3 separate regions of the Homo sapiens genome follow, and regions 1 and 2 are each linked to region 3. The links are chromatin contacts, found by Hi-C or POLR2A ChIA-PET in ENCODE. All regions are on one chromosome and are shown on one strand. Each heading gives the region's core, a stretch centred on a gene start or an enhancer-like site at or near the end of the contact. The rest is flanking DNA. Distances are from core to core; before and after follow the strand shown. Region 1 has its middle 41 kb from the start of EML4. Region 2 has its middle 55 kb from the start of PKDCC. Region 3 has its middle 37 kb from the start of LINC01913.

Region 1 (4,722 bases), core at 488-2,987, 290 kb before region 3:
TTAGCCAGGCGTGGTGGTGCATGCCTATAATCCCAGCTACTCGGGAGGCTGAGGCAGGAGAACCTGGGAGGCAGAGGTTGCGGTGAGCCGAGATGGTGCCATTGCACTCCAGCCTGGGCAACAAGAGTGAAACTCCGTCTCAAAAAAAAAAAAAAAAAAAGGCACAGTGATGGGCAGCATTTCCAGTGCCAGGTAGGCCCAGGGCATAGTCTATAAGTGGTGGTGGGGGGCCAAAAAAAGGGGACTGGAGCCACTCTGAATAACAAAAGCAAAGTCATATTTTAATTTAGTTGGATGGAATATGTTGCCTTTAGAAAGACCTCCTCACTAATACAGAATTAGGTTGAGAATGATTGTCTTTGGGGTGTGTGCATGTGTGTGTGTGAGAGAGAGAGACAGAACGAGAGAGAGAGAGAGATCTAAGAGTTACTCATAGGAGATCAGAAAACCATAGGAAGAGTGAGGAGGAATATGTTGACCTCAAGCTGGCGGAAGAACCCTGAAAAGAATAAGAAAAGGAGAAATGAAGCCTACTATGGATTATTTTGGGAATCATCTAACTATGTGGCATGATTCCTATCTGAGTAACTCAGACTGTGAAAAATGTATTGCTGTGGATTATCCATATATTACAGATTAGCCTATTTGGGGAAGAGGGGTAGACATTGTGAACCCTTTTGAGTGGGAATATCATAAAAGAGGGTTCCATTAAAATGTAAGCACTGTGAGGGCTTGAATTTTTGTCATTTGTGTTTACTGCTCTATTCTAGCACCTAGAACAATGTGTCATTCCTGTGTCACCTCTTGTATCAGTTCCCTACTGCTGGTGTAACAAATTACCACAAATTTAGTGACTTAAAACCACACATTCATTATTGTCCTGATCTGGAGGTAGAAGACCTAAAATCCAGGTGTTGGCAGGGCTGCGTTCATTCCCGAGGCTTTGGGGGAGAAGGAGTTTTCTAGCCCTTTTCTGAAGGTTGCCTGCGTTCCTCGGTTCCCGCCTCACATCACTCTGACCTATGCTTCCATCCTCTCATTTTCTCTGATTCTGACTCTCCTGCCTCCTTCTGTCCCTCATGAGGATCCTTGTGATTACATCATGCTTACCTGGATAAGCCAGGATCATCTCTCCATCTCAAGGTCTTTAACTTAATCACACCTGCAAAGTCCATGTAAGGTAAGATATTCACAGGTTCCAGAATGTGGACATTTTTGGGGATCATTATTCTGCCTACTACACCCCTGAGGCCACCATCAGTGTCATGTCAAGGGAAGAGGGCAGCCCTGAGTCCTGGGGCAGGACCCACAGTGCTGTGAGCGGAGGTCCCAGCTGAGTGTGGAGTTTAGGGACAGGTAAGAGCAGAGGGACAGGCTGCTGTGTGGACTGGCTTTGGGAATAAGAAACTTACTCCCTGTGTGCAGATATACTGGAGGAAGGTGCTTTTCAGTGACAGAGGCAGAAGGATAGATTCTGCTGTTATGACTACAAGGGCTGTCCAAGCAGCAGACACTCAGATTACAGCTCTTTTCCGGTTTGGGTGTTAAGAATTTGAGACAATTTGAAAAGTGTAGTGCCTGCTTTATGGCAGATGTGCAACTCACTAAGAGCCATCTATTATTAATACCAGAGGGTGAGGGGCCAGGGAGGTTCCAGGGCCCCAGCTGTCTGGGGAGGCAGGTCACATGGCTCTATATCCCCAACCCTGGGGAAACAGGAAGAAGAACTGTCAAAAGGGAATAAGGTATGGGGCAGGTGTGCAGAGGTAGAGTTTCAAATGCTCTTTATCTTAACTTCTTCCCACGCAAGCTAGGAGGAAGCATCTGGCCGGTTCTTTAATGAAACTTGGAACTCACTGCTGCAGTCAAGAAGGAAATATTCCTGCGGTTTTTCTGTGAGGGAAGAAAGTAATAAATCTTTCTGTTGTTGAAGCAACACCTTTCAGTGGTGTAGCTCTGAGAGGGATATATTATTCTTAAAGTGTATGTGCTTGAGAGTTTGTTACCATCAGGCCATCGGGAAGCTTCACAAAGGTCCTGAAGGTCAGGAACAAAGCATAGGAACAGAATGCGTGGTTAGGAGCTGGTAGTCACAAACTCTGGAGCAGTCACAGATGATGCAGATTTAAGAAATCTACATTCCTTTTAGAACAGTTAGATTTTTGGGGTGAGTGCTGGCTCTGGAAAGCCCGTTTGTATCTCCCTGTGGATTTCCTGAGGAGCCCCTCCTCCAAAATGGGGCATTCCATAATTAGCGCCTGCTTAGATCAGTCATGTGTGGTAGAAGAAGAGGACAAGATCTCGTTTTTAAGGAGATCACTTATTCTGCAAAAATGTGTTGAATCCTTGCCATATGCCTGGCACTGTTCTAGGTGCAGGGGATACGGTAGCGACCAAAACACAAAACAAATAATAAATCTGTTTTATCTGGTTGTGATAAGGAGGATAGAGGCAAATAAGGCAGAATAAAGGGCTCAAGAGTAGCAGTGGGTGTGCTGTCTGACATAGTGTGGCCAGGGATGGCCCCCTTAAGAATGGGATACTTGTGCAGAGACCTGAAAGAAGCAGAAAAGGCTGAGGGGCAAGTCAAACAGACATCTACAGAGTGCTCCAGGCAGAGGGAACATCCACCAAAGCATATGCAACAGCTCAGTTTTAGTGAGTGCTCTGTGCAGTGCTGGCCCAGATCTCAACATCCGTTCCTCTTGTTAGGCATAGCCCTCACCCACACTGCAGCTCCTGGCAACTCCTTGGTGTAATACATCCCAGTCCCTGGCATAATCTTGCATAAAGTGATGAGAACCTGGAGGAGGGCAACAGCAAGAAGGCATAAGAGTTTTTGAAGGGAAAATCAACAGCATGTTGTGACTATATATGGGGGCTGACTTGGGTTTTGCATCTAGGAGCCTGGGGTTAGAATGTCCAGCCATAAGGTAGCAGCCCAAAGCCTGTGTGGCATCTTTGTGACTCAGGATGGATTTATCAGTCTGTCCTTGAGGCAAAGGCTCACTCCAAATTCCATGTTTGTGTAGTCCCCACCTTTATTCGGTAAGTCGACCCAATGTAGCTGCTGTGCCTAAATCTCCTGAGCTTTCATGTATAAAGGACAGAGAAGACAAAGTTAGAGTGCACAGCAAACAGAAATGTTTATACTGAGATTGCTTTTGTGTGAAGCAGCATTTTCCCTCTGCTCCATTCACAGACAAGCCTGATTAGTGGAAATGTACATTGGATTTTTCAAAAACTTTTTTGCTGAATGGTTTCTACTTTCAAGGTACTATCTTCCCGAGAAGTGTGTTTCTATCTTGACAATATAACTTCAAATGATAGGTGTAAAGTGGTTTTTTTGAAAAAAAAAGGTGGTTTGCAAATGAGGAAGTAATGCTCTTTTAATACCTTGACTACTCAGGGGGGATGGAGCAAAGTCAGGCTCTGACATGCCTCTTGTTTCAAGTTCTGAAGGCTCTTGGACTGCAGCCTTTCCACAGCTTACCTCGAGTTGGCTAAGCACCTTTCCTCATGAGTAAAATGCAAATAGCAAGGTTGTTAGGGCCCGGGCATTTCTTTCTTTCTCCTGGGGAGTTTGTGAATTTCTAGGGTGTTTCTTTGCTGAGCTGAGATTTTATGAAATAAACAGTGTAAAGAGTCTTACTGTAATGGCTCCCACTAATACTAAATGCTAAATAGATACCAATAGATACCAAATAAATAAATACTAGTGTCTACAGAGCTTATGTTAAAAACGAAAGTCCTGGCTGGGTTCGGTGGTTCATGCCTGTAATCCCAGCGCTTTGGGAGGCCGAGGTGGGCAGATCGCCTGAGGTCAGGAGTTTGAGACCAGCCTGGCCAACATAGTGAAACCCCATCTCTTCTAAAAATACAGAAAATTAGCCGGGCATGGTGGCAGGTGCCTGTAATCCCAGCTACTCAGGAGGCAGAGGCAGGAGGATCGCTTTAACCCCGGCGGCAGAGTTTGCAGTGAGCCAAGATTGCGCCATTGCACTCCAGCCTGGGCAACAAGAATGAAACTCCATCTCAAAAAAAAAAAAAAAAAAAGGAAAGTCCTTATTAGTTAGAGATGCATGCTGAAGTATGTATTAGTGAAGTGATGCTGTGTCTGGGATTTGCTTTTTAAAATTCCAGCAAAAAAAAAAAAAAAAAAAAAAAAGAATAGTTGTGGGGGTGAGGGGCAATAGATGAAACAAGATTGGTGTATGTTGAGATTATCCAAGCTGGATGGTGGGTACATGGGGGTTCATTTTTACGTTTCTCTCATTTTGTGTGTGTTTGAAAATTTTCATGACAAAAACTTAAAAGAGAGAGAGAGAGAAAAAAAATGTCAATGTCTGATGCACTCTTTTCCCTCTTGACTCTGTTGTTACATAATAAACAGGGATCCTAATGTGGGGAATTTGATTATGGGAGTTTTTGCAGTATGACTTCAACGAAGAGAAAAGTTTGATGGATTATTTCTGGAGAGCGGAGTAGTCAAGGTTTCCAAGAAAAGTGATGTTGAAATGAATAATGAAGATTCCCTGCTCAGTGATGCAGCCCTTTCAGGCTCTTGACAAATGTTCTGGGAAATTGTGGAAGTGATCATTGTCACCTATGCAGCTCAGCACTGATTTGTGCAACATAGGAAAGACCCGCATACCCCAGCAGTTTCACTCAGTCCCTCGAGGACTTCAGTGAAATCTACTTGTACCTGGTGCCCAGTGTGGC
Region 2 (4,490 bases), core at 1,294-3,793, 260 kb before region 3:
GCAAAAATGCCAGTGGCGCTGCCCTGTGGTCCTGAAATCATACTGGAAAGGCTGGCCCAGGACTGACTCTGGCCTTGGTGACTTGCATCTAGTTCATTTGGAATCCGGTTCCTATGGATAGTTTCTTCCTCAGTATAGGTTGCCTGGGTCCCTCAGGAAAGCCATCGAATTCAATGTGAATGCAATCACTCAGGTCGACTAAAGGCAGGTGAGTGTAACAGGAAGGTCTTCCTCACTGTGAAGGATGGCTGAAGACTGCAATAGAGTCCTTTCCATCTCTGATCAGAGAGACTGGCAGAGTTTATTGTACAGCACAGGTTTAACACATGACCTCTGGAATCAGATCCGTGGGTTCAAACTTCTCCCCTATTAGCTGGGTGTCCTCGGGCAAGTTAATTAGTCTCTCTAAACTCAGATTTTTAATCTGTAAAACGGGGAGTTAATAGTTCCTTCTAAGTAGTATTCAGTGAGATGGCGCTTGCAAAGTGCTTCCGTAGCAGTTCCTAAAGTGTAAGCTTCTACATCAGAAATGGGGTGTGACTTCATGTTTAGAAGACTCACTCACTATGTTTTAAATTTTGCTGGGGCTCAGAAAATGATAAGTCAAAGTATAATGCCTTGGCGTGCTGAGTACTTTGAACTAAAGGAGATTGGAAGGCCTTAGAAGCAGTCTCAGAAGTAAAATCTCTCTCTGAACTTCTCTTGCCCTATTTCCCACCCCTTCTTCTCCCTGAATTCATAGAAACTAGAATTCCTCTTCCCTATGGCAGGTCATAATAACTAGAATCCCTTTCCCCCAAAGCAAGCCATAAAATCTAGAACTGTTACTCTAAGTTCCCCCTGCCTTTCTGTGTAGGCACTGGCCATGAAGAGATTCTCTGATCTACCTCTGACTGTGAGTTATAAGACCCGTGCTCCAGAAAGCCCCTGCCCCACACCCAGGAGGAAGGAATGCTGCTCAGAGAGGCCAAGAAGAATCTGAACAGACAGGCCTTGCTGGGTTTCTCCCCTCAGTCTGTTACCATTAGATCGCATCCTTTTGTCTATTTTTATGCTTAGGTTCAACGAAGAATGGACAGTGTGTATTTCTACCTAGGCATAAAAATAGACAGTTTTCCCTGGGTCACTGGGTTTTCATTTCTGAAGGCTCCTGTGTCCCATAAAACTTTGATTCGGTAAATTTGCTATGCTTTTCTCTTGTTAATCAGTCTTTTGCTATAGCAATGACCCTTATGAAGGGTGAGGAAAGGTATCTCACATCTTTTCTACCCCGCCCCCCCCCCACAATAGGGATTTATTGAACTGCACCACACCAAGTCCCAGACCCAGGAGACTGGGCTCAGAAAGTCCCACTGAGTTCCTAGGTACCAGCCTTCTGGTAGAGCAGCTTTCTTTTCTAGTGTGGCTCTATCTCTTCTTTGCATATGCCTTCAGCTTCTTCTTTCCCCTCTTTTAGGTCTACTCTGCCTCCAGCCTGTGTTTTAATCACATAAAAAATGCTATTAAAAATGTAGAATCAAGGGCTGGACAGAGTGGCTCAAACCTGTAATCCCAGCATGTTTGGAGGCTGAGGTGGGCAGATCGCTTGAGCCCAGGAGTTCGAGACCAGCCTGGGCAACATAGTGAAACCCCGTCTCAAAAAAAAAAACAAAAACAAAAACAAACAAACAAACAAACACAAAATTAGCCAGGCGGGCATGGTGGCACAGCGCCTGTAGTCCCAACTACTAGGGAGGCTGAGATGGGAGGATCGCTTGAACCTGGGAGGTCAAAGCTGCAGTGAGCCATGATCACGCCACTGCACTCCAGCCTGGGTGACAGAGCAAGACTGTTTCAAAAAGAAAAAGTTTAGAATCAAATTTTAGATTGTAAACTCTGATTGAGGTTGTTGCCTTCCAACTATGCTTATTCATCTAGAAAGAGAAGTCAGCATTTCTTGAAGTCTGGTCGCAGTATGGGGTCCCTGAGAGAAGGCCTCTCTAAAAATACCAGGGGGAGGGAGGGAGAGGTATGCGATTGAGAGTTAGGGAGGTGGTTCCAGAGAAGAGGGCAAGCCCTCAGGTTGGGCCGCCAGAGGCTCCCAGGAGAAGAAAGAAAGGGAAGCCAGGCCTGCATCCTGGTGGAGCCCGCTCCTCCCACCGCGGGGAGATCCGCCCTCAGCGCTGTGGTGGCCGGAAGTGCTGGTCTAGGGCGGGTGGGGGCGAGGGGCTGCCTGGGAGGTCAGTCTCCCGGCTGGGCTGGGATATTTATAGCACCTGGGTTTCTGGGTCTGCCTCCACCTGGATTTATTTATGCGGCCTGTGGCTGTGGCGCCTGTGGAGAATGAGGCGGGGTGGGGTGGGGGGGGGCGCGGATCTCGCTGCAAGGGTCTAGTTCTTGGCCTTGGGACTCTAGCTGGACTGGAAACGACAAATCACAACCAGGGGCTGTCTGGGGGAACACAGGCAGAGCAGCACTTGGTGCTGCGCCTGCAAAGCCGCCGATGGTTGGGCCTGTTGAAACTCGGGGCTTTCCAGATTCACGCGGTGTCGCCTTTGCGGCCGCCGTGGGCGTGGGTTAGGCAGGTGTGGGCGACGGGGAAGCGATCCCCTCCCCCGCAAGTCACCCCGGGCTCCGGTTCTCACGCCTTCCTCCGCAGCTCCTGGGAAGAATTAAAGGCGGAACAATGTTCCGTCTCCGGAGGGATCTGTACTTGGAAAGAGAACTCAGAGAGCACGTGGTGGCCGGCCCCATCTGCAGACCCAAAACTAGAGAGTCCACGTTTGCGAACCCATCTGCACTTTCGACTTTCCCTGATCACTACGTGTCTGGCTGCTCTCAGACTGCGATGACATCATTTAAAAAAAATGTAAATAACTGTCCTTTGGGTCTTTCAAGAACCTAGTGATTGAGGAGAGGGCAACGGTGAATCTCGAGGAAGGCTGTGTCGTGGGACCTTCAGGCATTGTTTAATCTGTGCAGGGCGCAGTCTTGGGCAGGCCCCAGCCCTCTCCTCTGCCCACTCGCAAAGCCCGGCCTGCTTGCTCCACCGGCAACTGGGCTGGAGGAGAGGCGAGGGGCAGGGTGGGTGCTAAGATCCTGTGCGAAAAGCCAGGACCCTCGTGGTACCTAGGGAAATGAAAATCGCGTTGACAGTAGTCCAACGCTTTCCTTTTCTCATTCACCCCTCGGGCAGCACAACGAGACAGGCACTCCTGCCAACGTCCCCATTTCACAGATGGAGAAACTGAGGCTTAGGCAAAGCAATTTGCCCCAGGGTGACGGAGCAAGCGTCAACTTCAGTTTCCAGCTCGGACGCGAGGGGCCGTCGGGGGCGTTCCGGGGAGGGGGTGCCTGGGCCGGGGGCGGCCACGCGGGGCTGGGAGAGGTTCCAGCAGCGGCGCGTGGTGTAGCCGGCGTCCGGCGGGACTGCACGGGCCTGGAGCCGCTGGAAAGGCCGGTCTGGTGGCCCGGGACGAGGGGGCGGCCTTCCCGGAATCCCGAGCAGCACGGCGGAGCCGGGGCAGCTGCCAGGCGCGGCTGGGGACCGGCTCGCGCTGCGGTTGGCGGCGGGCAGGCCACATACCGCGCAGCGTGGAGGAAATGGCTGGGATTCCTCCTGCGGCGCCGCGCGGGCCTCGGGGAGGGCGGGGCTCCCCCAGTGTGTCGGGGCGGGGGCGGGGCGCGGCGGAGGGTGAGCGGGGATCCTGGCGCTGGCGGGGGCGCCCCGACCTGAGTCCTCGTCCCTGGAGCGCTCCCGCCACTTTGCCAGCATCTGGGCCTCCAGAGCCCCGTGAACCCTCGAGAAGGGGAGCACGTGAAGGGGCTCCCCGGCCACGCCCAGCCTCCTGCCCAGTCTCTGCCTCAGGCCTAAGGGTTCAAGAGGGGCCTGAGTCACCCACCTGCAGAGCGGCCCTGCAGCCCCTGCTGATCCGAATCAGGCCCTGCCTTCTGGGGTGGCGCACGACACGCGTGGGGCCCAGCGAAGAGGATGCTGAGGACCTGGACGCTGCTCCGGACAGTGAGGCCTCCGCAGGTCCCAGTTTCAGCTTTGGAAAGTCCTGGCCACTGACGTCCTCAGTGTTCTAGGCCCAGCCTCAGGCCTTTCTGCTGCAGGCATGGTGGGCCAGGCGGAGTCGGCTTCTAGGGGATGAGGCTTGCCCTGAGAGAGAGGCCGGCCCCTTGTGAGATTGTTGGCTGCATTGTGGTGGGTGAAGTTTAGAGGCAGAGCCGGGAGGGTGGCACTGAGGTCAGTCTTGACCTGGGCCTGAGTGAGGAGGCCGCTTTACACTATACTGGGGAGTGGAGGCATGAGAAGATGGAAAACCTGGGGGTTGGGTTAGCTTGAGAAAGCTCCCAGCTTCCCCCGGACACAAGCAAAAACATGATTTGGCTGGGGAAGTGGAAGAGGGGAAGGTGAATTGAGGGTCTTAGATTGGGTCCCCTATAACATCTGCTAGGAAGGTGGCCCCTGGCACTTGGAACAGGGACTGATTGATGGATCCATGATC
Region 3 (4,585 bases), core at 737-3,236:
TGCAATTCAATTCCAAGTCTGCGTTCTGAAGTAGAGGTTTCAACCCTGGGAGATACTTGTGGGTGTTGGAAGTGAGGGGTGGGCCTGGGGAAGGACTGAGTCATGAGGGTCACCAGGGCCTCAAGGAAGAGAAAGTTTCACCAGCTTCACCTCTTCAGAAGGGATCTCAGCCATGCAGATTCTTGGAGGGAATTAGGAGGCTTTTAAAGTTACAGAGATGTCCTCAGCTCTGAGCAATGTTCTGAGGAGTAAAGTCGTCATCAGCCCATTTTGGCCCTATGTGGGCATCCTCTTTCCCACTCTTTCCTCTTGGGAGGAGGGACTCCAGTTTCACAGCTTGCCAGGGCTTTGGGCTTGTAGTATGGGAAGAATATGGAGCTAGGTGGAACTCTTGACCATAAGGATTTCATTTCCTGGTGACTTGAATCTTTAGGCCCAGAGGCTGTTCAGAATCTAACCAGCTACAACAAAATTGGGACTTGAGGGGGATTAAGAAAAACTTGGCTTTAAAAATTAGAATTAACAACAAGAGAATGGTTAAATGAGTTCAGGTATAAAAGACTGCAATAGTTAAAAAGAAATAAGGATACAGACATAAAAAGATCTTTGAGATGTACTGTTAATTGAAGAAAACAAGTTGTAGAATAAATTTTAAAATACAATCATGTTTATGCAAAAGAACAACAACAAAAAAACCTAGCTTTCTCCCCGCCACAGGTACATGCATGAAACCATACCCAGGAGGTTAGGAAGATGCCACACTCAATGGATGACAGTGGCTGCCTCTGGGGAGTGTGTGTGAAGGTCGACCAGACCTTGCACTTTGTTTTGTTCACATTTTAAAAGATAATGTAACTACGTCTTTCTGCTGTAATCAGAAATAAAAAAAATAGAACAACTGGCTTGAAAATCTAGGATGCAAATCCTTCTGCTTATCTGAGACCCAGGTGGTCACTGGTTCAGTCCTGATGCAGAGCAATGGCACTGACATTGAAATTGCACTCAAAGAAACCGAGCTGCAGCTCACCATGGACATGTTGTAGGATTCCAACCAGGAAGTGCTCTGAGCTTCACAGGGTTGCTGTGAGTATTAAATGAGATAATATATGAATGTGCTTTGCAAAAGTTAAAGTGGGAGACACATATAAGGTAGAAATACTATACTGTGTCATTACATTCTTGTACTAGCTCCCAAAGTGAAAGTGGGATAAGAATGCAAGCACCACAACCCGATGAAGTAGATATTATTATGATCATCTCCATTCCCCAGCTGAGGAGTTAAGTTTTAGTTAATTTTCTATTGGTCATTCGGCTGTTCAGCTGCAGTCAGAACTTGAACCCAGGCTCCCTGCTGTTCTCAACTGCCACTGCATGTTGAAGCACTCGGACACATTTACAGCCATGTGTATATATATTTACCGTTTCCTTCTTGGAGCAGTTCTGACAAAGCTGAGATTTAAACCTCCAAGAACAAATATATGAAACTGATTCTAAGCACTGTAGAGTATTTATGATGTGTTTGTGCTAGGCATTGTAGGAATAACAAGTGGCTAACATTTTCTGATCATCTGCTGTGTGCAAGACCGTCTTCTAAGCGCTTTACATGTATTAGTGCGCACAACTTTATGCAAGAGGTACTACTATCCCCACTTTACAGTTGAGAAAAATGCTGCACAGAGAGTTTAAATATCTTGCTCAAAGCAAAGACGTTTAAGATATGGTCTCTACCCTGAGTCCAATATGCGTGAAATAAAACAATGGAGAAGTGCTGCAATGCAGCTATTTACAAAGTTCCAAGGGCGCTCAGAGAGTACCATCCCTGCAGGGGAAAGCGAAGCACTTCGTGTGAGATCCTGAAAGTCCGGGGTGAGCCACTTCAAGCAGGGGCGGGGCGCGTGTGCAAGGCCCTGGGCTGAATTAATGAGAACCCGATCTCATGTTCTGGGTCAGAACCGAGCTCCATCCGGACTGCAGCGCAAGCCAAAGAAATGCAGTGGCTGCTGTCCCGGCTGGGCCCTTCTGCATACCCCGGGGGCATCGGGCCAGGGAGCCGTGCTCCCCTTGGGCCGCGGGGTTGGTAAGCAGCAAACCGAGCTGAAGCGGCCAAGAACCCTCCCGTAGGGCAGAGTGAGGATTGGCGGGAGAGAAAAGCCTAAAGGGACTGTAGCAATTGGCTGCCGCCTTTTCCACCGTAGGAGGATCGGGCTGACACTCCCAGCGTTGGGACTTATTCAGGTAAAGATTATGTCTGGAGCCCCATCTTGCTTCAGAGACCTCCCGTTCTGCGCTTATCACTGCGTCCCCGGAAACCAGACGTCCCTTAAGAGACTTAGCCAATTATCATCCACGGCCATTACCGTGGAGAGCCTAGCGCTGTCAGCGAGTTTCTGATTGGCTGTTGCTGGAAGGGGGCGGGCCCGGAGAAGAACCGTGCAGCGTGCGGAAGGAGCCCTACTTGCCCACCGTTCTCTCCAACTCAGGACGGACGGCGCCGCCAAGTGGTCTGTAGGGGTAATGCCTCGTGCTGTTGCCCCGCAGAGGGCGGGCTTGGCTTGCCAGGCTCCTGGAGAGGAAAGCCTTTTAACCTAAATGAAGTAGAAAGAGAAATACCTAAACTTGAATAGGAATCAGTCGTGCTGAATAAGAGAGCTCTTAGTCAGAATGCGTGTCGTCGGTTCCAGCTCCACATTAACTCAGTTTCCTTTCTTTCCTGAGCCTCATCTGTCAGATGGGGATAATGATAATACCTATCTCCAAGGCTTGCCATGAGGTTTCAATGAAATTAATATGTTTAAGGTTCGCACAGTGCCATGCGCATAATAGGTACACGATAAGCAATAACTGGTGGGGATCAGTGCACTGGTTAAGAGTGAGCATTCTGGGTCAGTGCCGTGACTCACACCTATAATCTCAGCATTTTGTGAGGCTGAGGCAGGAGGATTGCTTGAGTCCAAGAGTTTGAGAGCAGCCTGGGAAACATAGTGTGACCCTCTCTCTACAAAAAATAAAATTATCTAGACGTGTGATGTGTGCCTGTAGTCCCAGCTACTTGGGTGGCTGAGGTGGGAGGATCACTTGAGCCTGGGAGGTCGAGGCTGCAATGAGATGAGATTGCACCACAGCACTATAGCCTGGGTGACAGAGTGAGACCTTGTCTCAAAAAAAAAAAAAAAGAAAAAAACAAAAAGAATGAGAATTTTGCCGTTTGAAAGAATACCTGTTGAGTCCCAAGCCTGCATAGCACTAGCATGGTGAGATTACATAGCCTCCCTGTCGCAGTTTCCTCATCTGGAAATGAGACTAACAATAACACCTACTTCATGGAATTGTGGTTTAATTGTGGTACTGATAAAATACCCAATACAAAGCAATCAGTAAATGTTGGCCCCTATTATTCATATCATTTATGAGGAAGGGAATAATGATTATTATTTCCCTTCTTCCTCCCCCAGGCAATAGGCTACTTCAGCCTGAGTTGGCCCTTCTGAAAGAGGAATAGTGGCTTGCTTTGTCTGGAGTTAGTCTGTAAACCTATCACACTCACACGTATGAACATAGGACTTGGAAAATCTCTATATCACACTCTTGCCCACAGTTTACATTATTCTTTTAGGCACTGTTTTCTTAAGCCCCGTTGGCACCTGACGAAAGCATAACATTATAATGATTAACTTATTGGAGTAGAATTGGTTTATTAGAGTATCTTTTAAGTTGGCTGTAGTGTTCAACAGTATTCTGAGGGCAGTGTACATAGAAGGACATGTACTGATGAAGACAAGGGTTTCAGGGGTTTGAAATCAAAGGACATAAGTCAGCATATACTCTAGGGTGAGCCTGGGTTGGGACCAATGATGGTGAAGTGTGTAGCGGTGGTTGGGTGATTGGTTGGGAGCAGGGAAGTCTGGAGTGTTTCTGAGTCATGGGAAGATTACTGGACAGACTTGGAGACTTGAATTCTGGCTAAAACGAATTCACTCTCTGGCTGTGTGATCTTGGACAAGTCACTTATATTTTCTGAGAACTGATTTCTTTGTAGTAAAATGAAAATAGAATATGATTCTTGTGTGTAGTGCGTAATAAGTACTCTATAACTGCTAGTTATTTGTTGTTATTCATAGTATCACAAATAATTCCTCCTCAAACGTATGTTGCGAGAATCATGGAGAAATCTGATCTGTTTTTATATTTCAAGAGTGATGAGTGCCTAAGATCACCAAATTAACAGTTTGGGAGTTTGGCAAGGGTTAGTCTACCTTTCCTTTCTTTTCCATTTTGTAGTTCTTATCTTCTCTTCTGTCCTTAATTAAAAGTCTATCCTTCAAGTCACACAAGTGACCCAGTTCAGTGAGGACCTTCATGGTTCTTTGGATGCCTCCCTGCTGTACCATACGTTTGACCACCTCCCATCATCTGCCCCACCCATTTCCTTCTCTTCTGGCCTATAGGAGAGGACTCTAGCTAGAGCTTAGGCCCTGTGTACAGTGGTCTCATGTATCTTGGCAGCCCCAGGATTCCAGGGTTCTTCTTTGGATGAATGACCTTGTAATTGAAGCCCAAAGTTTAAGGCTGGTACTGCTGAGCACAT

The links. A loop is a pair of places that touch in the nucleus more often than their neighbours do. ChIA-PET counts read pairs that join two places held with the same protein, here RNA polymerase II (POLR2A). Pooled maps may share reads with other maps.
Region 1: a loop to region 3 is called in a pooled map, with 4 times the contacts of the local background. The contact joins two enhancer-like sites. A Hi-C loop is called at or near these places in 1 of 37 single-sample maps with no recorded cell type and 6 of 50 pooled maps. POLR2A ChIA-PET finds 5 or more read pairs at or near these places in 3 of 52 experiments (CD4-positive, alpha-beta T cell, H1 and HepG2).
Region 2: a loop to region 3 is called in a pooled map, with 4 times the contacts of the local background. The contact joins two enhancer-like sites. A Hi-C loop is called at or near these places in 2 of 168 maps with a recorded cell type or tissue (left colon and motor neuron) and 4 of 50 pooled maps. POLR2A ChIA-PET finds 5 or more read pairs at or near these places in 3 of 52 experiments (HepG2, T-cell and activated CD4-positive, alpha-beta T cell).

The regions. Positions count from the first base shown.
Region 1 is chr2:42,126,251-42,130,972 of GRCh38, reverse strand. No RefSeq gene overlaps it. Among named protein-coding and RNA genes, the nearest start is that of EML4, 41 kb to the left of the region's middle. RefSeq lists an enhancer at 3,113-3,322. Within about 2 kb of position 1,737, at least 8 of the 41 ENCODE cell types and tissues checked have a DNase peak (open chromatin) inside an H3K27ac peak, as active enhancers do.
Region 2 is chr2:42,100,489-42,104,978 of GRCh38, reverse strand. No RefSeq gene overlaps it. Among named protein-coding and RNA genes, the nearest start is that of PKDCC, 55 kb to the right of the region's middle. RefSeq lists enhancers at 2,405-2,924, 2,849-3,676, 3,895-3,974 and a silencer at 3,335-3,714. Within about 2 kb of position 2,543, at least 34 of the 41 ENCODE cell types and tissues checked have a DNase peak (open chromatin) inside an H3K27ac peak, as active enhancers do.
Region 3 is chr2:41,838,757-41,843,341 of GRCh38, reverse strand. No RefSeq gene overlaps it. Among named protein-coding and RNA genes, the nearest start is that of LINC01913, 37 kb to the left of the region's middle. Within about 2 kb of position 1,986, at least 19 of the 41 ENCODE cell types and tissues checked have a DNase peak (open chromatin) inside an H3K27ac peak, as active enhancers do.